2 separate regions of the Homo sapiens genome follow, and region 2 is linked to region 1. A link is an interaction called in ENCODE POLR2A ChIA-PET data of the cell type or tissue named here. Cell type or tissue: endothelial cell of umbilical vein. All regions are shown on one strand. Each heading gives the region's core, and the rest is flanking DNA. Links, peaks and the distances in the headings are about the cores only. Region 1 overlaps FA2H (fatty acid 2-hydroxylase). Region 2 overlaps WDR59 (WD repeat domain 59).

Region 1 (5,372 bases), core at 185-5,184:
GGAGATAGTATGGAATATTGTTAAATATTTCATACAAACAAGACAAAGGAAGAACAGAGGAGACAAATAGAAAATAGCAGCCATGTGTGGTGGCGCCCACCTGTAGTCCTAGCTACTCAGAAGGCTGAGGCGGGAGGATTATTTGATCTTCAGAGGTCAAGGCTGTAGCGAGCCAAGATTGGGCCACTGCACTCCCACTTGGGTGACAGAGCAAGCCCTGTCTCAAAAAAAGAAGGAAAGAATGAGAAAAGAAAACCAGAGGAGACCTACTCCAACATTAAATGTAAATAGATTTAATGCTTCAATTGAAAGGCAGAGATGGCCGGGTGTGGTGGCTCATGCCTGTAATCCCAGCACTTTGGGAGGTGGAAGCGGGTAGAATCACCTGAGGTCAGGAGTTCAAGACCATCATGGCCAACATGGTGAAATCCCATCTCTACTAAAAATACAAAAAAAAAAAAAAAAGCCAGACGTGGTGGTGGGCGCCTATAATCCCAGCTACTCAGGAGGCTGAGGCAGCGAGAATCGCTTGAACCCAGGAGACGGAGGTTACGATGAGCCGAGATGGCAAAAAGAGTGAAACTCCTTCTCAAAAAAAAAAAAAAAATGGCAGAGATTGTCTGACTAGATTAAAAAGGAAGACCCAACTATATTCTGTCTGCAAGAGATGCACCTTAAATGTAAAGACATACACAGGTTGAAAGTAAAAGTATGGGAAAACAGGGATCCTGCGCACAGCAAGCTTCAGGAAACCAGTGTGATTCTATTAATACCCAAGCGGACTTCGGGAGAAGGAGTATTTCCAGGGCCCAAGATGGCTCTTTCCCAGTGGTAAAGGGGCCAACTCATCAAGGAGACATAACTGGGCGACCTTGGGCAGATTACTCAGCCTCGGTTTCCCCAACTGCAAAATGACAATAGTTAGAATACACGCCTAGTTAGGGGTATGGCGAGGATCAAGTGACTGAACCTGTGTCAGGTGTTTAGAACCATGCTTGACACATAACCAGGGCTCCATGGGGATTAGCTCTGAGTGCTACTGTAGCTGGGACAAAGCCTTACATTCTCGCCTTGACCCTGGCCCAACTTCTTCTAAGGTGGGGCTCTGCAGACTGCCGCAAGATAAGGTGTAAACACAGGCCACCAGCTGGTTCCTCCAGTTCTTTTTCCTGATGGTGGTGGTAGCGGTTGTGGTGGTGCAGGGTGTGTGTGTGTGTGTGTTTACAGACCTAGGGCAGAGGACTGGAGGGAATGAGACAGCACACTTCCAATGACTCCACTTGCTGCTAGACTCAAGGGCTGAGGTCAAGGAGACTGGGGTAAGGAAGGGAGCAGCGACTAGGTGGAGTTTGGATGATTGCTTGATTTAGTTAGTGCCAGGGCGGGATAGCTCCAGGCTGACTTGGATCATCTTCCAGCCTGAGAAGCAGGAAGTGAACCCCCCAACCCCCACCCCTGCCACAGGAAGGCAGCCAGTACCTGGGACCTGCCAAGTTCACATGGCAGAAGCCACAGCTTCCTTTGGGCCCTTCACCCTGGTCACAGGCACAGAGAGAAACCCAGTGGCCTTGCCTGCTTGCTCCCAGGACCCCCACCCCCCTGCTCCCAGGCTGTGATGGGCGAGACCAGCTCCACCTCCAGAGCAGCTGGGGGGCATGTAAGGGCTAGTTCCTGGAAGACCCGCTGTGGCTGCAGGCTTTGGTGGAGAGGCCTGTACAAGGATGAGATTGCAGCCAGGGCCAGGGGAAGGAGGTTTCTGGAATCACTGATGGCTGTTTCGTCCAGGCTTGCAAGCTCTTCCACGTGCAGCCCTTGCTCCTCTCCCCTCCTCTCCCTGCCTGTGGTTCCCCTACTTCCCACCTGCAGTGGCTGCCTGACTCCCCGTGCTGAAGATTGGCTGAGCATCCACCGAGACACCCTCATCCTCACTCCGATTGTGTGTGGCAGATTGGGGCCCACCAGCATCACAGATGAGGGCACTGAGGGGCTCCGGGAGGAAAAGATGCACGTCCAGGATCTCACAGCTGGTCAAAGGCACAGCCAGGCTCTAATGGTGTTCCCCTGACTCCAGGTTCATTGTTCTTTCCTGGATTCGGTCCAGATTAACCCAGCACTGGCTTGTCAGAAATCCTCAAGGGCTTCTAGTTGCCTGGAGCTGAAACCTGCAAACTTTTCTGAGCTTGCATCCCTATGAGTGAAACTTTCTGCACACACTCTCCATTATGTGTCCATTTAAATTATTTCTAAAGTATTTGCATGTGTTAATGTACTCTCACAGTCTGTGCATTAGAAAACATTCAAATGCCGTGTAAAGGTGAGATAAAGCCTGCGTAGTGGCACGCTCCTGTAGTCTGAGCTACCCAAGAGGCTGAGGCAGGAGGATCGCTTGAGCCCAGGAGTTCAAGTCCAGCCTGAGCAACACAGCAAGACCCACCTCTTAATAAAACAAATAAGAGGCCGGGTGTGGTGGCTTACGCCCATAATCCCAGCACTTTGGGAGGCCGAGGCGGGCAGATCACGAGGATCGGGAGATTGAGACTATCTTAGCCAACATGGTGAAACCCCTTGTCTACTAAAATACAAAAAATTAGCGGGCGAGGTGGCATGTGCCTGTAATCCCAGCTACTTGGGAGGCTGAGGCAGGGGAATCACTTGAACCCGGGAGGCGGAGGTTGCAGTGAGCTGAGATCGTGCCACTGCACTCCAGCCTGGTGACAGAGCAAGACTCTGTCTCAAAAAAAAAAAAAAAAAAAAAAAAATCAAGACCATCCTGGCCAACATGATGAAACCCCGTCTCTACTAAAAATACAAAAATCAGCTGGGCGTGGTGGTGCGTGCCTGTAGTCCCAGCTACTCAGGAGGCTGAGGCAGGAGAATCACTTGAACCCAGGAGGCGGAGGTTGCAGTGAGCTGAGATCATGCCACTGCACTCCAGCCTGGCGACAGAACGAGACTCTGTCTCAAAAAAAAAAAAAAAAAAAAAGAAAGAGATAAATATATTACAAACACAAATAAATAGAAATAATAGCAATAGAAATAGGGTCGTTAATATTTTCTCCCTGCCTCTGGGGATTAGCCTGTGAGTACCGATGGAGTACACGTACATCCTTGCCTTGGAGACAACAGGCCTGGAGAATAAGCAACTCCTGGATGTGGTACAGGGTGTTCTATCATCTAAGCCTTCAGCAGCTTTTTTCCTGCTGCCCACAGAGCACTGTTAAGGTGCCAGAAAGGCCACAACCATATTCAACTTTACATCTGTGCCCACACTCCCTGTCATCCTTTCCTCTCTCCCCCTTGTCAAATCCCCCATGTTGATGAACTCCAAACCAAAACCCAGATCCTCTGCAAAGCCCTCCTCGCCTACCGTGACCCGGGCATTTGTACCAGCCATTCTGCCTCTGGATCTCAGCCTGCTTTGTATCTCCACTAAACTATCCTGCTTGGCATGCCACATCTCATTGAGCACTTAATGCAGGTACCGTTATTATTTTTTTATTTTTGAAGAGACGGAGTCTCGAACTATTGCCCAGGCTGGTCTCAAACTACTGGCCTCAAGCAGTTATCCTGCCTCAGCCTCCCAAAATGCAGGGTTTACAGGCATGAGCTACTGCAACCAACAATTACTTCCATTTTATAGCTGGGGAAACTGAGGCTCAGAGAGGTTAAGTAATTTTCCAGAAATCACACAGTAAATGGCAAATGGATTTGTACCCAGGCCTGACTTCCGAGTCTAACTGTAAGCACTAAGCTACATGAAACAAGGTTGGCCTCTTTCATTCCTGTTGATTCTTCCCAGCACCTAGCATAGAAATAAATATATATATAAAAAATAAATTGCTGAATAAATGATTGAATGAATTAATTACCCAGGCCAACACCAAGAAGCCTGGGGAAAAGAGCCCACTTCATTCCTGATACAAAATGTATTACCTCCTGTACCTCAAGAGTCCTGAGCAAGACTTTAAACTTCAGATGTGGCTGAATCTGGATGCTCAGATATCATCACTGAGATTCTGTCTCTCTAGCTCTTGGTTTGGCCATCTTCTGTGCTGGTGGCATCTTCAGGCAGGCTCTGCTAGTAAATCCAGGCTCATGCCCTGCCGATTTAGCACCTCCAACAGAAAGAGGGATCATCTGATGGCTCATCACACCAGCTTAGGTCGCAAACCTTTACCGGATCCTATTGCTGTGGCTGGGGGCTGGGATGAGCAGCTTGGTCAGTTCTTGATCACTGAAGCAGGAGGGTGGGTGGCCCCACACAGATCACAGGAGCTGAGGTAGGAGCAGGGGATTGGGATGCTGTAACGAGGAAATGGGAGAACGAATATGGGAAGACGTGAATATCAAACGTCCACTTGGCTTCATCTCTTGCAGGACCTGGTGGACTGGCGAAAGCCTCTCCTGTGGCAGGTGGGCCACTTGGGAGAGAAGTACGATGAGTGGGTTCACCAGCCGGTGACCAGGCCCATCCGCCTCTTCCACTCAGACCTCATTGAGGGCCTCTCTAAGACTGTCTGGTGAGCTCTTCCCTGAGCCTGTGGCAGGCTGTCCCTCTCTTCTGACGGTGCCAATCAGATATGGAAAGGGAGGGGGCAATTGAGTCCCTCCCCAGAGCCCAGGTCTATGCTGTAAAGCTGTCAGGGAGGGAGGAACATGCCATGGGAATAATTCATCCCTATGCATGGTTTTGTCCACTGGGTGGGTCACAACCCAGCATGTAGCCAGAAACTACATTGAATGCCACCTCTGGTCTATTCCAGACTCTTATGAGGAGTTTCTTGCCCACGATGCGCATGGGAACAATTTTGCCTGCAATTAGCTCCTCTGCCACAAGAGGTCAGCATCTGACCAGTTGCATAGAGTCAGTAGCCCTGGGGACACAGTTCTTTTCTGCCAGTAACTCATCTCAGAGACAGGAGGCAGATGGACTCACAGCCTCTCTCCTCTTTTCTCTTCCCCACTCCCTGTACCAGTGTCCCTTTGACCCCAGGTCTCCATAGGCATTCTGCATATGCTTTGGTGTCATCTTGTCCCCAATCCAGTTGAGTTATGTGTCTCTAAGAAAGCTGGACCCTGCCGGGCATGGTGGCTCACGCCTGTAATCCCAACACTTTGGGAGGCCAAGGTGGGTGGATCACCTGAGGTCAGGAGTTCGAGACCAGCCTGACAACATGGTGAAACCCCATCTCTACTAAAAATACAAAATTAGCTGGGTGTGGTGGCACATGCCTGTAATCCCAGCTACTTGGGAGGCTGAGGCAGAAGAGTCACTTGAACCCCAGAGGCAGAGGTTGCAGTGAGCCGAAATCACGCCATTGCACTCCAGCCTGGGCAACAAGAGTGAAACTCCGTCTCAAAAAAAAAAAGAA
Region 2 (5,372 bases), core at 315-5,314, 140 kb before region 1:
TGGTGATCACAGAATAGGTTGGCTGATTTACACAGAGAGAAAGGATCTGTTGTGTTCCTCAGTGAAATCACACCATTTGCAGAGAGCAATCTTTTCCTGTTCCCCACTGCTCAAGTTAGTGTAAAAACCTGTCCCTATCTGTCCCCATCAAGAATGAGATGTTTTTCTTGTTTTATTGTTGGAGGAACATTGACTTTCAAAATTGAAAAACCTTAATGGTGTGAAGAAATTTCGAGTTTAAAATATTACATAATGTCATCCTTCAATACGGAAATTCCTTTTGAATTTCCAAGTTACCAGAACAAAAGTCTAATATTTTAAAATATTCATGTTTGGAAACAGGTTGGTTGTCTGGTTGCGGGCCATGGCCGATATTCTCTCAGCCGCAGAATAGATGATTACAAGCACCTGAGTCTTTTGTTTGTTTATTTGTTTTTAAGAGCAATACAAGGCCAAGTGGGGTGGCTCACGCCTGTAATGCCAGCACTTTGGGAGGCCGAGGTGGGTGGATCACCTGAGGTCAGGAGTTCAAGACCAGCCTGGCCAACATGGCGAAACCCTGTCTTTACGAAAAATGCAAAAATTTTCCGGGTGTGGTGGCGGTTGCCTGTAATCCCAGCTACTCAGGAGGCTGAGGCAGGAGAATCGCTTGAACCCGGGAGGCGGAGGTTGCAGTGAGCCGAGATTGTGCCACTGCACTGCAGCCTGGGTGACAAAGCAAAACTCCGTCTCAAAAAAAAAAAATGAATAAAGGCAATACAAGCTATGTTTGAAAGTACCTTTGCAAGAAAACAGGCCCAGCAGTCGTATTTGTGCACCAGAAACAAAAGGTTGCTCAGGCAGGATACTGGAAAGGATGGGGGAAGGGGCGAGCCTCAGGGCAACCACCAGGTTGACTATTTGTCCCTGTCCCTAACCCCCCCAAGACACAAATGGTATAATGCTTTCTTTGGTAATGTCACATAGATAGAATTGATGTTGCTTTAACAATTTTTTTTTTTTGAGACAAAGTCTTGCTCTGTCACCCAGGCTGGAGTGCAGTGGTGCGATCTCAGCTCACTGCAGTCTCTGTCTCCGAGGTTCAAGCGATTCTTCTGCCTCAGCCTCTTGAGTAGCTGGGATTACAGGCGTGTGCCACCATGCCCAGCTGTTTTTTGTATTTTCAATAGAGACGGGGTTTCACCATGTTGGCCAGGCCAGTCTCAAACTGCTGACCTCAAGTGATCTGCCCGCCTTGGCCTCCCAAAGTGCTAGGATTACAGACGTGAGCCACCGTGCCCAGCCAACAATGTTTTGTTTAATTTAATACAAAAATGCATTCAGTCTGAAGACGCCAAGTTCACCTACTGGGAGCTCGTTCCCTTACTCAGTGGTTCCCTGGGTGGCTGGTAGGATTGGGGAGAAAGCCAGCTCCTTTTTAATGGTTTAGTGCAGCAGGAACTCAGGAGAGGACCTAGGCTATAGCCACCCTAGTGTCGGGGTCTTTGAGATGGAGTCTCTCTCTGTTGCCCAGGCTGGAGTGTAGTGGCACATGTGATGTCTGCTCACTGCAACCTCCATCTCCCAGGTTCAAGTGATTCTTGTGCCTCAGCCTCCTGAGTAGTTGTGATTACAGGCGTGCGCCACCACACCCGGCTAATTTTTTTTGTATTTTTAGTAGAGACGGGGTTTCACCATGTTGCCCAGGCTGGTCACCAACTCCTGACCTCAAGTGGTCTGCCCGCCTCGGCCTCCCAAAGTGCTGGGATTACAGGCATAAGCCACCATGCCTGGCCCCTGAACAATTTCTTAAAGGGTTGGTTTTGCTAATTGTGGCAAAATAGTTCAGCAAACAGGGTGACAAATCACACCCTCTTTTTTATGGCTCATCTTTGCGTGCCCAGCCTCAAGGTGGCGCCAGCCATGGGGTATGATTCACGCATCCAGTGGCGGGTCCTGGGCGTGGGGGAAACACACTTGGCTTTCTGCATCCTTCTTAGAATCTAATGGCTTTGTCAGAATCAGAACTAAATCTCCCATGTTGGCATTCTGTCACATTGGCAAGTTTATGTCGCCACAATATCACTAATTTAGTATTTCTTCCTCAAGTCTGAGAAGGTCTGATACAATTCATCAAGTACTGGACATGAGAATAGACACTTGGGCAAAGATGAACCATACAGAATGTGGTCTCTGGCCTGCTGGAGGCGGAGTCTAGTAGGAAACTTAAACATGTAAGTGCTTACACCAAAATGTGCTGTTGGCCTCCGAGGAAAGAAGGAACTCCACCAAGGGCCAAGACTGCACAGAGGACAGGGGTTTGGCTGAGTTCATATGAAGGGTGTTTTCAATGAGGAAGAGCGGGAGGGCACAGGGAAGGACCGTGCCAAGGACAAGACAGCATGGCATTGGGGGTGCTGTGTAGAGTTTTTTAGTGGAGCCTGTGCTGCCCCCCACTTCAGATGCCAGTCTCAAGTCCCAGGTTGTAACGCCATCTACCTGGAGATGGTGTCAGATCCCACAGGCTGAGGGCTCACCCCCACAACGCTGCCCCCCACTTCAGATGCCAGTCTCAAGTCCTAGGTTGTGTGACCTGTGCCTTCTGACCTACCGGCTCTAAACTGGGGGTTCCAATGACATCCTACTCAGGTTTCACTAGGAGACGTGCCGAATTTCTTTCCTTTTTTTTTTTTTTTTTTTTTTTTTAATTGAAATGGAGTCTATGTTGCCCAGGCTGGTCTTGAACTCGTGGGCTCAAGCAGTCCTCCTGCCTCAGCTTCCCAAAGTGCTGGGATTACAGGCATGAGCCACTGCACGCCACTGCACCTCGCTACTTATGTATTATAAAGGGTCTTACAAAGGATACAGGTGGGCAGCCAGATGAAGAGATACATTGGACAGTCACACAGGGTTGGTTCCCCTGGCAACCAGCCCCCATCCTGAGGCTGTCCGGGAGCCCACGAAGAGCCCACTCATTAGAACAAAAGCTGTTCCTCTCACAAAATTCCAAGGGATTTAGTAGCTTTGTGTCAGACACTCATCACTCAGGAAATTACAAAGGTCGTAGGAGCTGTGTTAGGAACCCGGATCAAAGACTAAATAGCAGCCCTATTGCTCAGGAAATGACAGGGTTGAGGAGTTCTATGTCAGGAACCAGGGCAGAGACCGGATATACGTTTCTTTTTAAATCACAGTAGCACACCCAGAAAAGGAAAGCAGTGTCTCAACTCACACTCAGGTCTATCTGACCCACACATTTTTAAGAAAAGATTTTTATATCTTGATTGTTTTTTCTAATTATAGAAGCACTTTAAATATTGTTACTATTTTGTTCTGTCTGCCTTGATTCCATATGATTTCCATAAGTAGGGCTTATTTTTATTTTCACAAATCAGAAAAACACAGACACAAGCCAAAACGAGGTGAAAGCCATCTCCTTATGAAGAAGGTATAGGGAGCCTCAGCGCTGCTTCCCAGGGAGAGAAAGCAGCTAGAGTTAAGCAAAAGCACAGGAGGCTGGGCACGGTGGCTCACGCCTGTAATCCCAGCACTTGGGAGGCCGAGGTGGGCAGATCACTTTAGCCCAGGAGTTCCAGACCAGTCTGGGCAACATAGTGAGATCCTATCTCTGTATTTTAAAAATATGTATTCAAAAAGAAAAAAAAGCATAGGAGCTTATATGTGAGGGCAAGTCTTTCTACCCACAGGAAGGCAAGACAAAAGAAACAGAAGAACAAGAAACACAGGAAATAAACAGAAAACAAAGACTAAAACGGCAGATTTTAATAGCCCCAAACTGAAATTCTCTTACGTGTCCTTCAGTAGGCGAATGGTTAAACAGACTCTAGCCTCTGTCCTGCGGAATGCTACTCAGCAATAAAAGGGAATGAACCCCAGAAATGAAGCGGTGTTGTGGTCCCGGGCGTGTCTTGGCATGTCATTGCCTCATGCCAAGGAAATCAAGGACACGGACACACATGGGGTGAGGTTAAGAGCGGAGGTTCAATAGGCGAAAGAAGGAGAAGAGAGAATAGCTCTCTCTCCTGCGAGAGAGAGGGGCACCTGAGTGGGAATTCTGGCCCGAGGCTGAGTGCAGCAGATTTTATAGACAGGATTGAGGAGGCAGTGTCTGATTTACGTAGCGCCCACGGATAGGGTGGACCAGGTGTGACGTTTAGCACAAGAGGAAGCTGGGCACCCCACCGTAATCTTATTATGGAGATGGGGTCTTTGCCTGGCTGGCGCCATGCTGTCTCTTCCTTACTGTATGCGTGGTTTGGCAAAGAGAAGGGAAGATGGAGCCGCCATGTTGAATATGCCTAGTCCCAGGTAGCTTTTTTTTATTGGCACAGCTGCCGGCATTCACCTGTGCAAGCTTCTAGTTTGCTTATCTATGTCTGCAGCTCGATTCTACAGGCTGCTCTTTATTAGAAAACAAAATGATTTGGGAGCTGCTTTTCATTAAAAAGGAAACCTTACTGAGGACTCCCATACCCTCACTATCTGCCTTAGTAATTTCTTCTTCACTCCTATATCATCAGATACACATAGCAATCTAGATGACTCTCAAGCGAATTACGCTGAGTGAAAAAAAGCCAACCCCAGAAGGTTACCTTCCACATGACTCTTTTTCTTTTTTTTTTTTTTTTTTGAGATGGTTCACTCTGTCGCCCAGGCTGGAGTGCAGTGGCACGATCTTGGCTCACTGCAACCTCTGCCTACCGGGTTCAAGCGATTCTCCTGCCTCAGCCTCCCCAGTAGCTGGGATTACAGGCACATGCTGCCACGCCCAGCTAATTTTGTATTTTTAGTAGAGACGGGGTTTCACCATGTTGGTCAGGTTGGTCTCGAACTCCTGAACTCTTGATCCACCCGCCTTGGCCTCCCGAAGTGCTGGGATTACAGTCATGAGCCACTGCACCCAGCCTAATTTTTGTATTTTTAATAGAGACTAAACATACAAAAATTGGCCAGGCTGGTTTCCAACTCCTGACCAAGTGATCCGCCTGCCTCAGCCTCCCAAAGTGCTGGGATTACAGGCGTGAGCCACCAGGCCTGGCCATCTTTTCAGGTTTTTGCATTTCTGACTATTGATGGGTCCGTTCCTACCAGCCAACCAGTCCTGTGACCCCACCCAGAAGCAGACTCAGCATGCACAAGGACCATGTTCCACACCCCTAGGATTGCACCCCCAACTAATCAGCAGCACCTTGGCCTGCCAAACTATCCTTGAAAAACCCTAGGCTCTGAGATTTTGGAGAGACTGATTTAAGTAATAAAACCTCAGTCTGCTGTTCAACCAGCTCTGTGCCAATTAAATTCTTTCTCTATTACAGTTCCCCTGTCTTGATAAATGGGCTCTGTCTGGGCAGTAGGCAAATGAACCCGTTGGG

What was found. ChIA-PET counts read pairs that join two places held together with the same protein. Peaks named below come from ENCODE experiments on the same cell type or tissue, not always from the same donor. Only the 100,000 strongest peaks of a DNase experiment are listed, where the experiment ranks them.
Region 2: POLR2A ChIA-PET joins it to region 1 with 5 read pairs; 9 of 35 experiments call an interaction of 5 or more read pairs at or near these places.

Annotation. Positions count from the first base shown.
Region 1 is chr16:74,726,392-74,731,763 of GRCh38, reverse strand. It overlaps FA2H (fatty acid 2-hydroxylase), which reads left to right. Exons shown (of 7, transcript NM_024306.5): 3 at 4,378-4,520. Among named protein-coding and RNA genes, the nearest start is that of MLKL, 28 kb to the right of the region's middle. RefSeq lists enhancers at 1,198-1,722, 1,723-2,248. In endothelial cell of umbilical vein, for the core only: a CTCF peak has its summit at 4,840 (motif pointing right); no DNase peak of the experiment used is centred there.
Region 2 is chr16:74,866,402-74,871,773 of GRCh38, reverse strand. It overlaps WDR59 (WD repeat domain 59), which reads left to right. Exons shown (of 26, transcript NM_030581.4): 26 at 1-412. Among named protein-coding and RNA genes, the nearest start is that of FA2H, 94 kb to the right of the region's middle. RefSeq lists an enhancer at 1-303 and a silencer at 5,269-5,372. In endothelial cell of umbilical vein, for the core only: no CTCF peak of the experiment used is centred there; a DNase peak (open chromatin) is centred at 3,093; H3K27ac peaks cover 1,674 bases.